Regions from separate parts of the Mus musculus genome. Here region 2 is linked to region 1. The links are chromatin contacts, found by Hi-C in ENCODE. All regions are on one chromosome and are shown on one strand. Each heading gives the region's core, a stretch centred on a gene start or an enhancer-like site at or near the end of the contact. The rest is flanking DNA. Distances are from core to core; before and after follow the strand shown.

The links. A loop is a pair of places that touch in the nucleus more often than their neighbours do.
Region 2: a map of gastrocnemius shows a loop between it and region 1 (3-fold over the local background). The contact joins the enhancer-like site here to the promoter of Abcc10 in region 1. A Hi-C loop is called at or near these places in 1 of 37 maps with a recorded cell type or tissue (gastrocnemius).

The regions. Positions count from the first base shown.
Region 1 is chr17:46,324,027-46,331,330 of GRCm38, reverse strand. Abcc10 (ATP-binding cassette, sub-family C (CFTR/MRP), member 10) reads left to right here and starts at 3,308. Exons shown (of 21, transcript NM_170680.2): 1 at 3,308-3,559; 2 at 6,417-7,304. The coding sequence starts at 3,399.
Region 2 is chr17:46,053,060-46,060,363 of GRCm38, reverse strand. No RefSeq gene overlaps it. Among named protein-coding and RNA genes, the nearest start is that of Vegfa, 24 kb to the right of the region's middle. Within about 2 kb of position 3,853, at least 1 of the 3 ENCODE cell types and tissues checked has a DNase peak (open chromatin) inside an H3K27ac peak, as active enhancers do; it is gastrocnemius, where a contact is called at or near this core.

The DNA.
Region 1 (7,304 bases), core at 2,059-4,558:
TCAGATCCCACTAAAGATGGTTGTGAGCCACCATGTGGTTGCTTGGAATGGAACTCAGGACCTCTGGGAGAGCAGTCAGGGCTCTTAACTGCTGAGCCACCTCTCCAGCTCCCTTTTCTTTTTAAAGATTTATTTATGTTATATATATATGAAGACTCTATCAGCATGTACTCCTGCATCCCAGAAGAGGGCATCAGAACTCATTATAGATGCCTGTGAGCTACCATGTGGTTGCTAGGAATTGAACCTAGGACCTCTGGAAGAGCAGACTACTGATCTTAACCGCTGAGCCATCTGTCCAGCCCCACTCTATTTTCTTAACGTATTTATTTTGTGTGTTTGTGTGCACATGTGTGAGTGTGTGTCTGTGCAGGGGCACATGTGACTCGGCATGTGTAGAGGTTAGAGAGCAACCTGTCAGAGCTGCTTTTCTCTTTCACCCAAGGCAGGCCTGGGGATTAAGCTTGGGTCCGCAGGCTTGAAAGTAGGTGACTTCATCCACTAAACCATCTGGCTAAATTTTCAACATTTCTGTAGCATTATCAGATGAAGAAGAGGAGGAAGAGGAAGAGGAAGAAGAGGGGGGAGGAGGAGGAGGAGGGAGAGGAGGAGGAGGAGGAAGAGGAAGAGGAAGAAGAGGGGGGAGGAGGAGGAGGAGGGAGAGGAGGAGGAGGAGGAAGAGGAAGAGGAAGAAGAGGGGGAGGAGGAGGAGGAGGGAGAGGAAGAGGAAGAAGAGGGGGAGGAGGAGGAGGAGGGAGAGGAGGAGGAGGAGGAGGAGGAAGAGGAAGAGGAAGAAGAGGGGGAGGAGGAGGAGGAGGGAGAGGAAGAGGAAGAAGAGGGGGAGGAGGAGGAGGAGGGAGAGGAGGAGGAGGAGGGAGAGGAAGAGGAAGAAGAGGGAGAGGAGGAGGAGGAGGGAGAGGAAGAGACTCCTGGCTTGGGTTAGAGAGATGGCTTACTGGCTGAGAACAGTTTGCTCTTGGGGAGGACCTGAGTTTAGTTCCCAGCACCCACATGGCAGCTTACCACTATCTGTAAGTAAAGTCCCGGAAGATCCAATTCCCTCTTCTGGCCTCTGCAGGTAATGCATCAATGTGTTGAACAGACACACACATAAAATATATGCAAGCAACACACACACACACACACACACACACACACACACACACACACACACGCATAAAATAAAAACAAATGAGTTTTTGTTTGTTTGGTTGGTTGATTTTTCGAGACAGGGTTTCTCTGTGTAGCTCTGATTGTCCTAGAACTCACTCTATAGACCTGGCTGGCCTCAAATTTAGAGAGCCACCTGTCTCTGTGTTCCATGTGCTAGGATCAAAGGTGTGAGCCACCACGGCCTGGCTAAAAACAAATTAAGTTTTTAAAAAGGAAAATAAATGTAGGCCGGGTGTGGTGGCACACGCCTTTAATTCCAGCACTTGGGAGGCAGAGGCAGGCAGATTTCTGAGTTTGAGGCCAGCCTGGTCTACAGAGTGAGTTCCAGGACAGCCAGGGTTACACAGAGAAACCCTGTCTCAAAAAACCAAATAAATAAATAAATGTAGAGCTTTTTATTGAGACCCAAGGGGAATCTTCACAATTACCTATGGAAGTACTTCTCTTCAGGGAGATCTTCATGTGAGTGGATATTGTGTATCCATGCCTCATCAATAAAGAAAAATGTTCTTCCCCTTGGAGGGGTTTAAGCCATGAATAAGAATTTGAATTCTCAGCCGGGTGTGGTGGCGCACGCCTTTAATCCCAGCACTTGGGAAGCAGAGGCTGGCGAATTTCTGAGTTCAAGGCTAGCCTGGTCTACAGAGTGAGTTCCAGGACAGCCAGGGCTACACAGAGAAACCCTGTCTTGAAAAACAAAAAACAACAAAAAAAAAGATTTTGAATTCATTTCTCTCCCTGTACCTTCTGTCTCTGTTGTCTAATATGTCATTTATCTGTGTACTGTGTGTATGATTAATAAGGGATATATATATATCAGAAAACATGGCATGTGAAAGGAATAAGGACTTTCTTCTAGAAATATTTTTAAATAAATTTAAACAGATTGAATACACAGTAGGGAAACAAGACAGGTACATAATTTTAAATGTCTCAAATCTTTAATTTGGTTTCAAGGTCTTCAGTTTCTGAAGGCAAATATTTTGGGGGGAAAAAAACCCAAACTATTCCCACAACACTGAACACTCTCATGAAGTCAGTACCAATATACACCTTGCAAACATAAAGCTAAAATGAAACTAATCTCATCGCGCTGCTAAAATTGGTGGGTCAGGGTCCGAACCAACATCTATCTGGATAACCAAAAGTTTCCGTTCTTCCCATCACTCTGAAATATTTAGGAATGACTAAGCAAAGCACGTGACCTGAACACTTTTTTTTTAAAGTTTATATGTATGTGTGTGCAGGTGCTTACAGAGACCAAGAAGGCCTTGGATCCCTGGAGCTGGAGCCTTCTTACACGGGTGCTGGAAATCAAATCCAGGTCCTGTGCAAGAGCAGGAAGCACTCTTCTTAATCTTTGAGCCACAGCTTTAGACATAAACATTTTAAGGCCTTGACATAAACATTTTAAATTATACAAATTTCACAATACTTGGGTTGGTATTATCATCTCAATCGAAAAAAAAAAAAGCCAAAAAAAAAAAAAACAAAAAACAAAAAACCAAGGCTCAAGTAAGTTGGATACTTTCAAGATCTTGTAGCCTTAGGATACAGGAATAGCCTTTTGTCCTCAAGCATTCCTCAGCGTGGCAGGCATGTTTGGATTTCCAGCTCTTTAAACGCTGTGCATTTGTCAACTAGTATGCAATAGGTAAGCGAGAGCGAGCGCTCCACGTGCCAGGGTCTTAATGAATTTGCACAAGGACAGGACTGGGTGGGTCACTGCGCAAGCCAAAAGACAGAAACGTGCGCAAACACCATCGCGCTCCCGGGACAGCTCCCCGAGGCAGAGCTGTACGCACGCGCAGAGGCTGGCACGCGTTAGAGCATCCTTACCCCCATGGGCGAAAATAACCAAAAACTGCGAACAGCACCCGTTAACAGGTCTTCCTGCCTCTAGAGGGCCCTAGCATCGTGGCGCAGCACCCTGACCTGGCAGCGCGTCCTTTCTCACCCACAAACACTTGAGATATTAAAACAGCTCAAAGGCGCTTAGGTTTCCAAGTGCGGGAGACAGGAGGGTGAACGTAAGTACCAGGATCTAGAAACTGGCCTGCCCCGGGGACAGCGACTTCCTCTCCAGCCCCGGAAGTACCTCAAGAATGGGCGGGCTCTAGCTCGAAGCGGAAGCAAGGGGCGGTCCCGCCTAGGGGGCGGGGATTCAGCGGGGGACTCAGTCCCCGAGCCTTGTCACTCTTGGCTTCCGCCCGGGTGAGGTGTCTATGGAGGGGCTCCTGGCCCAGCTGTGTGGCACGGACGCGGCGCGGCCGCTCCCGCTGTGGGAAGGGGACACGACGGGCCACTGCTTCACCCAGCTGGTGCTCAGCGCCCTTCCCCACGCGCTCCTCGCCGTCCTCAGTGCCTGCCACTTGGGCACCCCAAGGTGAGACTGCAACGAGGCACCAACTCACATCGCTCCCAGATGTCCCTGGGATTGCGAGGTCTCTGTAGGGCAGAAGCAGAATAAAAGCTGACTGTTCGCACTCAGTTGAGCAAGCCACCTACCTTCTCGGAGTCTCCGCAGTTTTGAGCGGGTTCAATGACACAAGGCGTTTAAACACCGAGTGCGGCGCCTGTCATATCCTTAAAGTTGCCAATGCATCTCTCTTGCAGAGTTTTAAATGTCCTAGTGGAGCTGCCATGAATTGGAGGCAAACTTAGATAAACGTTTTAGCAAAAAAAAAAAAAAAAAAAAAAAAAAAGGATGCTTGTATAGGGCCAGTGGCACGCCACTTCCATCCAGCAAGCCCTGCTATCCCTAGGCTAAAAGCCCATGTAGACTCTGCTGGAGAGAAGCTGTAGGAAGAAGAGTAACGAAATCAAAATCTTAGAACTAACTTGGCTTTGTGTTGTGAGGTGTTGGTGCTACACTCGCCTTGATTTTATATTTAGTTCTTGGATGGCCAAGTTAAGTCCTTCTGTCCCTTTTGCAGAATGAAGCAAAAGCCTAGAAGAGGTTAGTACAGACACCCACAGCAAGCCTGCTCAGGTCAGGCATGTGAAGCCTTTAATCCCAACTCTTGGGAGACAGAGGCAGGTGGATGGATGCCTGTGAGTCCAAGGCCAGCCTGGTCTACAAAGTGAGTTCCAGGCCAGGCAGGGCTAATAAGAGAGCGCCTGTCAAAAAAAAAAAAAAAAAAAAAAAGGGGTGGTCTAGTCTAAGCTTTTCTAGAGGCAGAGGGATCTCAGCTTGGGCCACATGAGAGGGAACAAAAGGAACTAAAGTGTCTAGTTTATAGATAAACATTTTTTAGGACTGCAAAGAGCTTAACAGACTCAGTTGAGTTGTTTTGTGTTGTTGAAATAGGGTGTCATTCTGTATGCCCGGCCTAGAACTCAAGGAGATCTGCCTGCTCCTGCCTTCTAAGTACTGGGATTAAAGAAATATGGCTCCAGCCTCACCCTCTGCTTTTTTGATCAGTTGGTTGATTGATTTTGCCCAACTGTATGACTGTGCACCACTTGGGTGCAATGCCTGAGGAGGCCAGAGGGGAGGGCATCAGATCCCCTGGAATTGGAGTTTCAGACAGCCATGAGCTGCCATGTGAGTGCTGGGAACTGAACCCTTGGTCCTCTGTAAGAGCAGCCAGTGCTCTTAACTGCCCGGCTGTCTCTCTAGCCCCAATTTCATTCTTTTTAAAAATACTGGAAGAGTTTTATGCATAAGAGTGTTCGACAGCAATTATTCATATGTGCTACATGCATGTCGGGTAAAAGATGGCATTGGGTGCCCTGGAACTAGTGTTACAGAGGACAGTGAGCTATCATATGGGTGCTCGGAACTGACCTCAGATCCTCTGCAAGAACATCTCTACCAACCCAGTTTTCTTTTATGTGAACTTGGAAATGCATTCTGATAGTCACTGCTATAACTTTTTTCTCTTTGATTTTTTTTTTTTTTGTAAGACAAAGCTTTGCTATGTAGCCTTGGAAATCTTTTGCATCTCCACCCTACCTGGTCCTGGGATGACAAGTCTGTACCGTCACGACTGACCCTGTGTTTGATTCTCTTTGAGGGGAGAAGGGTGTTGAGATGAGGTATTAAATAGCCCAAATTTGGCTTGAGTTTATGGCCCTCCTGACCCAGCTCCCAACTGCTGATGTTACAGGTGTACTCCACCACACCCAGCCTATATTTGAGATATTTGAGGGTTCCCCCCTCCCCGCCCAGGATCTTACTATATAGCACTGGCTGGCCTAGACCTTGCTAAGTAGACCAGGCTGACCTTGAACTCACAGAGTTCAAACTGACCACTTGCTTCTGCCTCACTAGTGCTGTGATTAAAGGCTGTTTCCATTGTTCAAGTGTATTGTGTGTGTGTGTCCACAAATGCCTGTGGAGTTCAGAAGAGGATAGAGGAGCCTCTGGAGCTGGAGTTGTAGGCAGTTGTGAGCTTTCTGACATGGCTGCTAGGAACTGAACTCAGCTGTCCTTGAGCAGCGAGTGCTCTTAACTACTGAGCCATCTCTCCAGCCCCTGTGTTTGTTTTTTTTTCCCAGACAGGATTTCTCTGTGTAGCCAGACTATTCCTGGAACTCACTCTGTAGACCAGGCTGGAATCAAACTCAAAGATCCACCTGCCTCTGCCTCCCAAGTGCTGGGATTAAAGACGCGCGCCAACACAGCCCGGCTTGGTTTCTTGTTTTTGATTCTTAATGTAAACCTTTTGTTGTGGCAGTTGTTGTTTATGAAAAACAGTTGTGATGTTAAGAGGAAATAGGCAGAACTGAAAGAAGTTCCTCTTGAGCTGAGAGGTCACACAGTGATGTACACCACTTCTTACAATTAGGGAAAAGACAGGAGTAGAATATTCTGAGACTTTTTTAAATGTAGGTTCTCCTGTTACAGGACAAGAGCTGCAGGTAAGTAAATGTTTCCCTAGGAGGTTTCAGGTGACTTTCAGGCACTCTCTTGTGGACCCTTTTTATAAAAAGTGTGTATCTTTGTGTAAAATTCGTGGGTTTTTCTCATTGGAATCTTCACAGTACATACAACCTTAACTCAGGCTTGTTTGTACCTGTGGCAAAAGAATGAATCAGAAAACCTGTGGGCAAATTAGAAAATGGATTGGGCAATCTAGGAAGGCTTCCTGTAAGGAGAGGCTTTGTAAGGAGGGCAGGAGTGCCATGTGCAGACCAGAAAGGGAATTTACCTCCTCCCGCTGGTTGAAGGTGATGGGTGTGTCTGAGCCATGAGTCACCATGATCTGCGGTCTTCTTTTCTTCTCTTTCTTTCCCAGGACTACCAATCACTCCCCAGCTCTCAATCCTGGCTGGCGCCTCCGACTCGCAGCATCCTTCCTCCTTTCCATCTTCCCACTGCTAGACCTCCTTCCAGTTGTTTTGCCTCCAGGGTCACGCCCAGGGCCCTTATGGCTAGAGGTGCTAGCAGGGTGTGTGACAGCTGTGGCCTGGTTCACCCACAGCCTGGCCCTGTGGGCACTGGTTCATTCCCCTCATGGCCGTTCCCGTGGACCCTTGGCCTTGGCTCTGGCAGCCTTTCTACCAACCCCGGCCCTGGTACTAACTCTGCTGTGGCATTGCCAGCGAGGTACATTTCTGCCCCCACTTCTCCCAGGACCTCTGGGCCGTGTGTGTCTTCTCATTCTGCAACTGGCAGCAGTCTTGGCCTATGGGTTGGGCTGGGCAGCCCCTGGGGGACCACAAGAGCCCTGGACTCATGATCCCTTCCTGTCCTCTGAGAGTCAAGAAACAGAGGTAGCTGAAGATGGAGAGAGTTGGCTGTCACGCTTTTCCTATGCCTGGTTGGCACCCTTGCTTGCTCGTGGAGTCCGAGGAGAGCTCCAGCAGCCCCGGGACACTTGCCGCCTCCCCCGCAGGCTGCATCCTGCCTTCCTGGCCCGAGTTTTCCAAGCACATTGGAAGGAGGGGGCCCAACTGTGGAGGGCCCTGTACAGGGCCTTTGGATGTTGCTACCTGGCCCTTGGACTGTTGAAGATGGTGGGGACCATGCTGGGATTCTCCGGGCCTCTGCTGCTCTCCCTCCTGGTGGGCTTCCTGGAGGAAGGTCAAGAGCCTCTAAGCCACGGCCTGCTCTATGTCCTGGGGTTGGCTGGTGGGACTGTGATAAGTGCTGTGCTGCAGAATCAGTATGGGTATGAGGTCCG
Region 2 (7,304 bases), core at 2,604-5,103, 270 kb after region 1:
AACGTGGGCCAAAAGAACCTGCTTAGAAAGAGAGAATAGACTAGGTCTGGGGCAGCTGCTATGTAAACTCCCAGACAGTAGCAATTCAGAGGGTTCTCTCAGGGCTGGGGGAAACAGTCCAGCCATGGAAGTGCAAGAAGCTGAGTTTGAATCCTTAGAACCCGATGCATAGTGTGTCAGTAATTCCTGCAATCTTGTGAGAAGACATGAGGTGGGAGACTCACTGTGAGGCCAGCTCTTGTGACACATACACAATGGAAAAAACAACAACAAGCCATGTCCTGAGCGAGATGGAAGGTGAAGAGCAACATTTGAAGTTGGTCTCTGACCTCTGCATGTGTGTTGTAGCATGCATACATCCACGCGCACACGGTCGCACACACACAGAGTTTCTCTTGAGATCCTTTGGGTACAGGTGACACCAATTTAAGCTTGTTTCCCAGCTCCAGTGTATACTCGAGTGCACACACACACATGCGCACACATGTACACGCACACGTGCACACACGCACACACACACACACACACGCGCGCGCGCGCGCGTGACTGGGCGTGCTTGTACCCTTTCTGGTAGTGTCCAGTTTGCAATTACAGTTATTGCAGAAACAATGCCCATATTCTACAGCTCAAAGTTCAAGGCCCTTTGTGTTCTGACCTCAAAGAACCTTCCCTTGGTTACTAGCTGCTAATTCCCCCTCCGTGTACTGGGCTCTACTCCAGGTCCTCTAACTTAAATGTTTACAAGGGCCAGACAGGTAACTGGGACAAGGGAGGTGGGCTGAGGGGTGGGGGAGGCGTGCCGTGCAGCCTGAAATGGTTGTGCATCTCTGGTATGTGAGGCTCTGAAGCTCCCCCCTCCCCACTGTTTACCTTCTGGCTGGCAAATGCTGCACCTTCTTCAAGGACTCTGGATGGCACAACGGTGGACCAGACGGGACATGTCCGAGGACCGGATGTGGTCCAGGGGATGCCAGTATGCAGTTTTCCCTCCCTGCCACACCAAGCCTTGTGAACGCCAGTCTCGTTTCTTGGCTCCGGGCCAGAACTGGGTTCAAATTATGACTTGGCTCGTTTATGACGGTTGGGTGGTTCTGGGCTAATTCCTTCACCTGGACTTCAGCTTTCTCATTTGTACCACGCCGTATTAAATGGTATCTACCTCAGATAGTAATACCTCATAAATATTATTAAAAGTACTAAGACACATATCCTATAAGAAGAAACCACATTGTAGGAAAGTATAAGACACATATCCTATAAGAAGAAACCACAACCACTAGTATTGTTATTATGACTGGTATAATTTTTTGCCTCCTCCTTGCAGCCTTCGGTAACTCCCAGGCGGGGATCCATCTGTCTCTCCAGTGGGGTACCACCATTCCCTACCTGCTTTGTATTGTAATGAATACCTATACCAGTCTTTCCCATTCAGTGGTCTCCTCTTGGGGCAGATCCATGCCTCGTTGGTGTCTGTTCCTTTTCGTCAGTCACCTAGAAGTTCCTGAGTGTTTCCAAGAGCCAGCCCTTATACCCAGAGCTGGAGAGAGGCAGGAGGGAGATGAGATACGGCACTTGCCACCTGGCACTGGACTTAAAGAGTCCGAGTGACTCTTTAAGCTTGTAGGCTTAGTGGATGCTCCCAAGGACAGTTCTCCTCTGTGGTTGTGGTGGGCAGGGAGGCTGAAGCTGAGAGGGGACTTAGTGAGCAGCAAAGAGGGAGCACACAGGTGTGTCACAAATTCCTAATTGCTCTGGCCCCTGTGGGTGGGGACTGGGACAAGCCTTGTGTCTTAGTTACAGTTTCTTTTACTGTGATGAAACACCATGGCCAAAGCAACTTGGGGAGGAAAGGGTTTATTTGGCTTACATTTTTTTTTTTCATACCACAGTTCATCACTGAAGGAAATCAGGACAGGAACTCAAACAGAGCAGGATCCTGGAGGCAGGAGCTGATGCAGAGGCCATGGTGGGGTTGCTTGCTCCTCATGGCTTGCTTAGCCTGTTTTCTTATACAACCCAGGACCACCAGCCCAGTGATGGCACTACCCACAGTGGGCTGGGCCTTCCACTATCGATCACTAATTAAGCAAGTGCCCTACAGCTGGATCTTAATGTAGGGATTTTTCTCAATTGAGGCTTACTCCCCTTTGATGACTCTAGCTCTGTCGAGTTGACATAAAACTATTCAGCACACCTGGCAAGACAGAACCAGCCCCTCCTTCTGATCTTGGGTCAACCCCAGCACCTCATTCCGGAGCCATGCAAGGTAATGGATACCTGTACCCCAAACTTGAGAGGTTGAGGCAGGAGGATCAGGAGCCAAGGCAACCCTCAGCGACACAGTGTATTTGAGACTAGTCTGAAATACGTGAGACTGTGGGGGAGGGGGAGCTGGCTAATGTGATGCACACACCTCAAAGTACAGAACTCTGGAGTCAGAGGCAGGCTGATCTTGGAATTCCAGGTCAACCTGGTCTCCATAGTGACACATTCTAAGCCAGTCAGGGCTATATAGTGGGACCCTATCTAAATCCCTCCCCCACAAAAAATCAAAACCAAATCAAACCAAACCAAAACTCAAAAGCAAGCAAAACCCCAAACCATTAGAAAACAAAAACAATTAGAGAGAACATGAGAGAGAGAGAGAGAGAGAGAGGGAGAGAGAGAGAGCTTCAACCTCAAGACTCAGTCTTACACTTGAGTTCTACCCTTCAGCCTTTCAAGAGTAGCCTAAGGATCAAGATTCCTCTAAGATCAAGAAGCAGACTCCCTGGGAGTGAGTGACACCCAGCAAGTTGCTTCTCTGGACCCCAGTTTCCCCTTTGATAGCTTATGTTGCAATCTGTATAGCAACTAAGATAGTTCTGGGCTGGGGATGCTGGGCTGGGCGTAGGAGCACTAGATTGGCTCTTGGCCCACTTCTGCATCCCTGGGCAGGTGAGGAAGGAAAATAGCCGAGAAATCCACCTGTAGGCCTCTGGTGTTAGACAGGCTGCAGGGCCAGGCTCCAGGGCTGAAGGCTGAGTGGGGATTCTGTGCGGCTCTGGAAGAGCATGGTTTCATAGCCCTGGAGGCCACAGTATGTGTGTGTGTGTGTGTGTGTGTGTGTGTGTTGGAGGGGGGTGGCAAACTGTTCTTTTAGGCTCCCATTTGCACCCTAGCAGGGTCTAGTAGTTAACCTCCCAAGGCAGGGAGTGGGCAGGAAGGACCAAGGCAGCATGGGCTGAAGTGCATCTCCCTACCCAGGTCTAAAGAAAGCTTCCTTTCCTAGTCCTTGAACCCTAGTCTTGGACCTTGTTAAGGAAGACACTAATCCTAAAGGATAAGGAAGGACTCGCATCCCCTAAATAAAGAGGCCCCACCCCCAGGTCAGGCTAGGAGGGACAAGGCATTATCTCTCTGAGTTTAGGCATCTGTTGTAGTGGTCGGCGAACGTTTATGAGCCCCTCAGATTCCAGGACAAATGTATAGGAAGTAGAAGACAGGCCTTTAACTGGATGAATGAGTCCTGGGAAAAGAGGGCAAAGAGAAGGAGGTGGTGGCAATCTCTGACCAAGTAGGAGAGTCCCTGGCACAAGCCACTTCTCCCTTCCTCTTACCCCCTTGCCCCTGGAGATCCCCTGCCTCCTGGTGGGGCCCAGAGGGCAGGTTCAGGGAACTGCTCAGCCCGGGGTGGGTCACATAGGGCTTCAGAGATCGGCTTCCTTAGCTTTACACTGGGGCTGGCATTTTAAGCCTTTGCCCTGCCTGGGCCAGCCGGAGGGCAGAGGGCAAGGCCAATGGGGGCATGTTTTGGCAGGTAAACACAGCCTAAGTTGGAAGAGGCTAGGCCGGCATTTGTGCTGGGTTTACAATTGGCTCCTAGTTAGCCCGGATGGCTGGTCGCCGAGTGACTGAAGCCAGCCAGCATGTTTCCATTGGCCTGAGGTTCCTGGAGAGGAGTGGGGCAATCCTCCCCTTCCCTTTCACCTCTATTCCCCCTGGGGGCTGCAGGGAATGGCTTCTCCCTGGGTTCTTCCTTCTCTAACGAGAAGGGCTTCAGTGGAGGCTCACAGTTTCCTTTGCTTCCATCAGCCCGGGTTTGGGGCTGGCTGTGCTAGGCTTGGGCTGTGGCAGAGCTCTGGGGAGGAAAGGGCCTCTTCCCCAGAAAACTCTCAGATTGATGGATGACACATGCTCTACACCCCGGTGCCCCCACAAACTTGAAATCCACAATACAGGTTCCATGTGTCACCCACTGTCAGTTGAAAAAGCATAGTTAGTTTGCCTAGATGGTATATTTTATCCAAACCAGATGCAGGCTGCCTAACTAAACTATGACACAGTGCCTTCTTGTTACTGGTTGCAAGGGACATCCTGATTTCAGAGATGTGGGAGAATGTGAAAAATGTGTGTCAGAGAATCGAACTAAAGTTAAAAACATTTTCATCAGCGTCTCTCTTGTACACATTCCTCCCTCCCTGCAGCCAATGCTGTTTACTTAGAACACTTGACGTTATTAGACGTGCAGAGCCAGCAATGCGGTTCCTGGTACATGAGGAACTTGGTTCATTGAATGTCAACTCTTAAGCAAAATTATTTACGCATATACATCTGTGTTTGTGTCCGCATATGCATACATGCATGTGAGTGCTCTTGAAGACTGGAGCTGTCGCACTGCCTGACATAGGGAATGGGAACCAAGCTCTGGCCCTCGGGAAGAGCAGCACGTGCTCTTAATTGCTGAGCCTCCCCTTCGCGTATGGATTCATGGCTACCACAGTTTTTGGTACATAGATTTCATATGCACATGAAAGTCTGTTGGTGTGTTACTTGTTTTGTTTTTGTTGTTGTTGTTTTGTTTTTGAGACAGGGTTTCTCTGTGTTGCCCTGGCTGTCCTGGAACTCACTTTGTAGACCAGGCTGGCCTCGAACTTAGAAATCTGCCTGCCTCTGCCTCCCAAGTGCTTGGATTAAAGGCATGCGCCACCATGCCACCATGCCCGGCATGTTTTTTGTTTTTTGTTTTTTTTTTTTAAATCATCAACCTGACACAAACCGGAATAGCATAGGAAGAGGAAATTTCAGGTGAAGAATTACTTCCATTGGATCGGCTGTGCTTGTGTGTGTGTGTGTGTGTGTGTGTGTGTGTGAGAGAGAGAGAGAGAGAGAGAGAGAGAGAGGCTGTCTTACCTGTTTTACTTTTTATTGTTTGTTAGAGGCAGGGTCTCTTCATATATACATAGTCCTGTCCAGGAACTCAATCTGTAGATCAGGCTGGCCTCGAACTCAAGAGACCTGCCTGCCTCTGCTTCCCCAGTGCTGGGCTTAACAGTGTGCTCCACCACACCTGGCTGACACTGTCGTGTGTTTCCTCTATGGTTTCTGCTTCAGCCTCCAGCCTCCGCTCCTGGCCTCCCTGGAAGCGGAAATGGGTTTTCCTCCTCAGATTGCTTTTGGTCAAGGTGTCCATGCACAGCAAGAGAGAGCACACAGAGACTGAGCCAGTTGTGAGTTGAGTCTTGCATCGTTCTGAGATCTTTGAGAACTTGAAGGGTTGGAGGTAGAGGGGTCAGGCAAGGACGGGAGACAGCTTGGAAACTCCAAAATGTACGTAAAACCTGTGGACCTTTGGAGATGCTAGGAGGGGGTGTGTAGAAAGGCAGGTTTTGGCCTCAGTTGCTAGTTAATTAACCAGCGTTCACCTACACCTGTCAAATCACTGCCTCTGAGTCCCCGCCTTCAGTGCCCCAGGTCAGGCTGGCCTTTCCTGTGAAGAGCACCCAGGCTTGGCTGTTCGAGATGGAATGTCAGAGAGACATTGGTCCTGGCTGAGAGACAGGGCCTTTTTTCTGTGGATCAGCTTGAACAGTAGGTGGCCGTCCCTCCTTGCTCGTTGCTTAGACCCCTCTCCTTTGCTGATCATCCCGACACACTATTGGAGAGCCAGGCTCTATGGTGGGCCACTGGGGTAGCCCTGCCCTTAGATCTTTCTTACCTACACCAGCAGGGAACAAAAAAAAAAAAAAGGCCTAGAATTTATGCCTCATTATCCAGAGTACATAGGATATAACATTCTCTCTCTCTCTCTCTCTCTCTCTCTCTCTCTCTCTCTCTCTCTCTCCTCTCATATACTAGGGATTACATATTGGGCCTTACTTATGCTAGACAAATGCTCTACCACGGAGTTACAACCTCAGCCCCCTTTTTAAAAATATGCTTTTTATTTTGAGATAGGGTCTAAGTCATCTAGACTGACCTTGAATTTGCTCTATAGCTCAGGCAAGCCTTGAACTTTTGATCTTCCTGCCTTAGCCTCCTGAGTACCTGAGTTGACAGGCCTGTGTCACCAGGTCTGGCCTGGGCTTCTCTCTTGCCTGTGATCCATACTTCCCTGGTCAGACCCTAGCTTTGGAAGGATAACTCACTTGTCTCTAAGGATACTGTGTCAGGTCTGTAGTTCCTAACCTGTACTACATGCTATTGAGGAGCCAGATGCTGTGATGGACCATGGAGTGGCCCTGCCCTAAGGGCTCTTTCAGTTGGCTGTGCTAAATGTCCTTAGCATCTTCCTTTTGCTTCAGCTGCAGCCTCTCTAGCGGGAACAGACTGTGATACCCCCTGAAGGACTTGTGCTGTGTGGTAAACTCATAGTGAGGGCCTTGCTCCTCCAACCCCAGACTTACAACACTGGCTAACCTTGTGCCCCTCCACGCACATACCAGGCAGACTTATGCCTGTTTATTGTTCAACTGCAGACCCCAGGGGCCCAGGGCTCTCCAACACCCAGAACTGAATTGTCCCGTCCCTGGCTTTCCAAGAACAGGCTCCATCAAACACACACAGTTGTGAAACCACCCTGCTGGGCTCTCCAAGGGAGGAGGCCATTTGTGGGCTGAGTGGGCTGCCAAGGGTCAGGCCCTGGACCTGGGTGTGCAGGGAGTCAGAGCTCCGGGCAGTCACCGCCCTGTGACCTGGGGGTGGGGAGTCAGGCTGTCTTCTTGCTCTCCCGTTTCTTTCCTTCACTCTTAACTTTCTTCTCTAGAGAGAAACAGACCACAGAGCTACAGATAGAAAAGGCTCTGGGGTCGGTGTCCCAGTGCAGATGAGAATGTTGGTCTCTTGATGGATGGCATTAGGTCAAGTTTGGGAGCCTGCTGATCACAGACCCTGTTCAGTCACACAGGTTACTCAAGGCCTCACACTGCTGGTTGAGGAGGAGGTCTTTGGACTGAGCAGCACAGGCCTTCTGTGGCTGCTGTCACTTTGGACAGCAACATGGTCACCAGGAAGAAACAGGACCCTCTCCTCCCTGTTCATGGCTT